Regions from separate parts of the Homo sapiens genome. Here region 1 is linked to region 2. A link is an interaction called in ENCODE POLR2A ChIA-PET data of the cell type or tissue named here. Cell type or tissue: Panc1. All regions are shown on one strand. Each heading gives the region's core, and the rest is flanking DNA. Links, peaks and the distances in the headings are about the cores only.

What was found. ChIA-PET counts read pairs that join two places held together with the same protein. Peaks named below come from ENCODE experiments on the same cell type or tissue, not always from the same donor. Only the 100,000 strongest peaks of a DNase experiment are listed, where the experiment ranks them.
Region 1: POLR2A ChIA-PET joins it to region 2 with 11 read pairs; 3 of 35 experiments call an interaction of 5 or more read pairs at or near these places.

What each region holds. Positions count from the first base shown.
Region 1 is chr17:40,883,852-40,886,659 of GRCh38, reverse strand. KRT20 (keratin 20) reads left to right here and starts at 1,418. Exons shown (of 8, transcript NM_019010.3): 1 at 1,418-1,864. The coding sequence starts at 1,475. All of the region lies in intron 1 of LOC105371777 (a long non-coding RNA gene), which reads right to left. In Panc1, for the core only: a CTCF peak has its summit at 1,241; no DNase peak of the experiment used is centred there; H3K27me3 peaks cover 410 bases.
Region 2 is chr17:42,603,716-42,606,468 of GRCh38, reverse strand. All of the region lies in intron 1 of RETREG3 (reticulophagy regulator family member 3), which reads left to right. Among named protein-coding and RNA genes, the nearest start is that of RETREG3, 4.3 kb to the left of the region's middle. In Panc1, for the core only: no CTCF peak of the experiment used is centred there; no DNase peak of the experiment used is centred there.

The DNA.
Region 1 (2,808 bases), core at 208-2,707, 1.7 Mb after region 2:
TGACTGGCTTTCAGAACAACAGCAACAACAAATAAGCCACTAAAATAAGACAATTAAATTCCAATTTTTTTTGCATTTACTTGCTTGCTTAATTATATACAAATCTCAATTCCATTAAAGTATCAGGATGACAATTAATTAGATGTTTTTAGTGACTTTTCCAATCCCTTCTAATTAACTTGGAAGTGATTAACTGATTATCTAATTATATTAATTAGTGATTATCTAATTAACTAAGGAAGTGATTTACATGCTTCATGGGAAGTGTGAATTCTCAGCCAGGGGGTTTGAATGAAGGGAAGCAAGTGACTCAGGCATTTATTGGTTGCTTACAATCAGATTCCCACCGATGAGATCATGCCCATGTGTCTAGAGGTCCACACACAAGCAGCTGCCTCCAGCCCAACCCTGGAAGCTGAGTGTAGTCCCAAGTCCCCGCCTGCACCCCTTCCTATATAAACAGCCACTCTCGCTGTGATTATGGGGGCATACAAGGAAGATCAGGCTTCCATGGAAGCTTCTGCAACTGAAATCCACTGGGGACTTTAGAAGGAGCACCTGTAAGTAGCTTCAGGATGGATGGGGCAGAGTCTGTCTCATGGTGGGTGTTAAGCTGGCCTCATACAAAAGAGGAGACCCATCCTGATACCATGCCAGGTACAAAGCACTGTGTGATTTATTCTAAGTGTCTTGGTAACAGGACTTGAAGCCAGGTGGTGACTGGAAACCTAAAATGCAATATTTAGTCATAGAACATTAGAAATAGAAAGAAAATAACCTCCCAAATCATCTAATCCATCACTCAGCTAAATTCATTTAATTCACATCCCCAAACTACATCTCCAAATGTACAATGGTTTCATTCCTGGTTTAGGGATTCGAGGTTTTGTGTTTGTACAAAATATTTTAATAGTCTTATAAAATAAGATGTCCAAAACACAATAAACTTAAAAGCCAAACACAAGCAAAGCATGAAACAGAGGTTCTGAAGAGCAACTCCTCAATACAAATCAAACATTGTCCTTTATCTCCATTGTGACTTTCAGTTATGTAGGCACATCTGCCTTTTTAGATACCTAAATTATACATGAGGATTGTAAATATTCTTTGTGTGTATGTTAGGATGAAAAAAACCTGCCAAGGCAGGCGCATGGGCTAAAAGAATACACTTTCCTGTTTCCTTTTATTACCTGTTTAATTAAAAAAAAAAAAAAGTTGCCCCTGATAAAAGCCTCCAAGAAATGCCTCTAGTGGTATTTTCTGGAATTGAATTAAGCATATTAACATATTGCTATACAAAGCGGGGGGCGTGGAAGTAAGGCAAGGTGGACTGTGGTGCCAATCCTAGTGACATGTCAGCAGAGGAGGAGTTTCTTGCCTGTGGACTTCATAAAAGGCTAGCTCAACACCCTCCATGAGACACACTCTGCCCCAACCATCCTGAAGCTACAGGTGCTCCCTCCTGGAATCTCCAATGGATTTCAGTCGCAGAAGCTTCCACAGAAGCCTGAGCTCCTCCTTGCAGGCCCCTGTAGTCAGTACAGTGGGCATGCAGCGCCTCGGGACGACACCCAGCGTTTATGGGGGTGCTGGAGGCCGGGGCATCCGCATCTCCAACTCCAGACACACGGTGAACTATGGGAGCGATCTCACAGGCGGCGGGGACCTGTTTGTTGGCAATGAGAAAATGGCCATGCAGAACCTAAATGACCGTCTAGCGAGCTACCTAGAAAAGGTGCGGACCCTGGAGCAGTCCAACTCCAAACTTGAAGTGCAAATCAAGCAGTGGTACGAAACCAACGCCCCGAGGGCTGGTCGCGACTACAGTGCATATTACAGACAAATTGAAGAGCTGCGAAGTCAGGTGAGAGATGATGCTTGTGTTTCCTACTCTGTGTTTAGCTTCAAGATAAATCAAGAGGTTATCTATGTTAGGTAGGTCCAAATGGACTTTGTAAAGCAAATTAGGCTAAAATGTTACATCTATAAAAATTCTTTCATCTACCTTTAGTGCTGGAGTACCTGACTGTACAACAGGATGACCTTAAATCATGCTATTTTTAATGTTTAACACAATTACATACAAAATATGAACATTTTATCCTCCGGAATAAAATGAATCTTTGTCACAGCTTATCACATCAGGGCTAAATGTATAGTGAACAATCTTTCTGAAAAGAGCTAAAAATTAATTACGTGATAAATCTCTCTTAGTTTTTCACCTAGTCCTTATCAAGTTTTGAAACCCCAGTAAATTCAAAGACTTTTCTCCTTTTATTTAAGTAAATGTTATAATATGACTATTAGAATACTGTACTGCAGATTTAAATAGCAAAGTGATTCTGGGTGGAAACAGTGTGGCAGGAATATGGGTCTTAATGATGCCTGGATTTTTAAGTGCCCTGTTTAATAACATGACCATCAGCATCAAGCAGTTCAGAAACTACTTCTACAGTAATAAAATGTTCTATTGCCCCCAATTCATGTTTATTACAATCATATCACAACCTCCTCCTATGTCATCAAAAAAAGGGTGGAGCTCTGTATTTTATCAGTTTCATGGAATAAAAGCAGAAGACTTTGCTCCTAATTGAAAATTTCAGATATGACACAGAGCACTTGCTTCAAATTAAAGTTCTTATCTAATTAAGAAAAGTGTTCACTGTAATTTGTGTTAAGATTCATACTCCTTTAGAGCAAAGCGCATTTACTTACCAGCAAGTCTGTTTTTCTTGAGTTGTACTAAACATCAGGGCAATTTGATTCGGACTCCATGGGAAGTTACTTTGGAATTTTAGAAACTATGGG
Region 2 (2,753 bases), core at 1-2,500:
CCACCACGCCCGGCTAATTTTTTGTATTTTTTTTTAGTAGAGACGGGATTTCACCGTGTTAGCCAGGATGGTCTCAATCTCCTGACCTCGTGATCTGCGAGGAGGGGACCTTTCTTCTGCCGCTTGTCTGAGAGAGGTTTCTGAAGCAGAATGTGAGGTTGAGGTCTGCACATAAAGAGCTGCTGTGACTGGGACATATCTTTAGATGTTACAGCTAGCTTTAATTTGCTGGCCTCTACCAGTGTTTACTTAAGCTTATTAACATGCTATGTTTAGAGGCTCACTTAGAACCCCTTTTGTACTCTGGGTCTCTTAAAGCATTGCTGTGATTGGTCTTTATCTTTGGCATTTCCTAGTAGCTTGTCTGTTGTGTATCCAGAACACAGTTACTCTTGTTACAGTCCCATCACATTTTAAGAAGGTGCAGGAGAGAGACAACAAAATGAGGATGTGACTTTTTTTTTTTTTTTTTTTTTTTGAGATGGAGTCTCGCTCTGTCACCCAGGCTGGGGTGCAATGGCGTGATCTTGGCTCACTGCAACTTCCACCTCCTAAGTTCAAGCGATTCTCCCACCCCAGCCTCCCGAGTAGCTGGGATTACAGGCACCCACCATCACGTCTGGCTAATTTTTGTATTTTTGTAGGGCAGAGTTTCACCATGTTGGCCAGGCTGGTCTTGAACTCCTGACCTCAGGTGATCCACCCACCTCGGTCTCCCAAAGTGCTGGGATTACAGGTGTGAGCCACTGTCCCTGGCCGACAATGTGACTCTTGAGACTAAAAGAACAGTTGGGTATGCCATTTCTGGAGAGGACTCCTACATGTGAAAGGCACAGATACTGTTAAGTCCCCAGAAACTTGGATAGTCTGGCATTGGAGTTCACAGAATTGTTTGGGGAAATGAGCTTCCTTGGTAGGTAATTAGAGATTTAAAATGAAATTTGGGCTTCACATTCTAGTAGTGTCATATTGAGTATGAGTGTTGACATTTCGCTTAGAAATGTGGAAGAGTGACTGACTGTTCAGTTAACAAACATTTTAAATGTTTAAGAAAGGGAGGAGGATCATTAGCTCAAGTCAGAAAAATCAAATCTGAAATATTTAGTTTCTCTTTTATTGTATTGAATAATGGGACAAAAATGACATATCATTAACTGAGATTTTTATGCATTTTGAGGTATTAGGAGATAGGAGTACAAAAAAAAACCCATCAGAATTCAGGTAGGTAGCTCTTAATTTTCAGTGTTTTGTATCCTCAGTCATATTTTGCCGTAACTGTGAATATGCCCTCTTACATCTTAAAAAAAAAAAAAAAAGATGGAGATAGATGTAGATACCTTGTCACCATAGTATTCCAAGGTTTTCATACTTTTTTTTTTTTCAGGTACCAGAGAATTTATGGTGGCCATATCAGAGGTCTTCCAGCCTAGATTACTTCTGGTCACTGATCTGTTATTGTCTCTAGCATAATAATAGAAATGTCAGGCCGTTCCTTCCAATAGCTTGTGTTTTCATTAGTCTCAACCTCATCTGTGAATGAGTGATTTGGGGGAAGAATGTGAGAGTCAACAAGCATGTATCCTGACAGGATCAGAAAAGAACAGGTTTGGGTAACTTTTTGGTTTGACTTGTACTCTGAGATCAGAGGAGGGTAAATGAACACTGGAAATGTGTGAACTCCAAGCTCCCTCTCCCACCTAACATGAAGAGATAGTTCAAGGAGGCCTACATAACTGCTGAGCTCTTTCAGTTTTTTTTTTTTTTTTTTTTTTTTGCTGGGGAATCGGGGGTTGTTGGGCTGGACAGGGTCTCCCTCTGTTGCCCAGGCTGGAGTGCAGTGGCACAATCATAGCTCACTGCAGCCTCTACCTCCTGGGCTCCAGCAGTCCTCTTGCCTCAGTCTTCCAAGTAGCTGGGACTAGAGGCACATGCCACTGGGCCCAGCCTATTTGCAAAACTTTTGTAGAGACAGAATCTCAATATGTTGCCCAGGCTGGTCTCAAACTCCTCATCTCTAACAGCCCTCCCGGCTTGGTCTCCTAAAGTGCTAGGATTACAGGCATGACCCACTGCACCTTGACTGCTTTGTGGTTTTTAACAATCTGTGAATCTACATAGTCTATGAATTAGGAATATTGTTTTGGAGCAGTCCACAAGCTGAGTCCCAAGTAGAGATCTCTGTTGGGATCTGCTTTTTGCAGTCACTAGTCTCAGTGAACCATACTGTATTTCTAGGAGGTTATTATAGAATTTGTTATTTCACAAATGAAATGTAAAAATTTTATTTTTGTCCGCCCCCCCAAAAAAATAAATAAATAAAAATGACCCAAAAAAGTGATTAAGGATATACAGCAATTCTGAGTTAGAAGGTTAGGATTTGAGTAAAAAATAATAGAAACAAGAAATGGAAGATGGGGAGCCCATTTAAGTAGAGATATTTGTTCTGTTAAAAAAAATCTACACATCTGATTTCTTTTCTTTTTTTTTTTTTTGAGACGGAGTCTCGCTCTGTCGCCCAGGCTGGAGTACAGTGGCGCGATCTCGGCTCACTGCAAGCTCCACCTCCCGGGTTCACGCCAGTCTCCTGCCTCAGCCTCCCGAGTAGCTGGGACTACAGGCGCCCGCCACCATGCCCACCTAATTTTTTGTATTTTTAGTAGAGACCGGGTTTCACCGTTTTAGCCAGGATGGTCTCAATCTCCTGACCTCGTGATCCGCCCGCCTCGGTCTCCCAAAGTGCTGGGATTACAGGC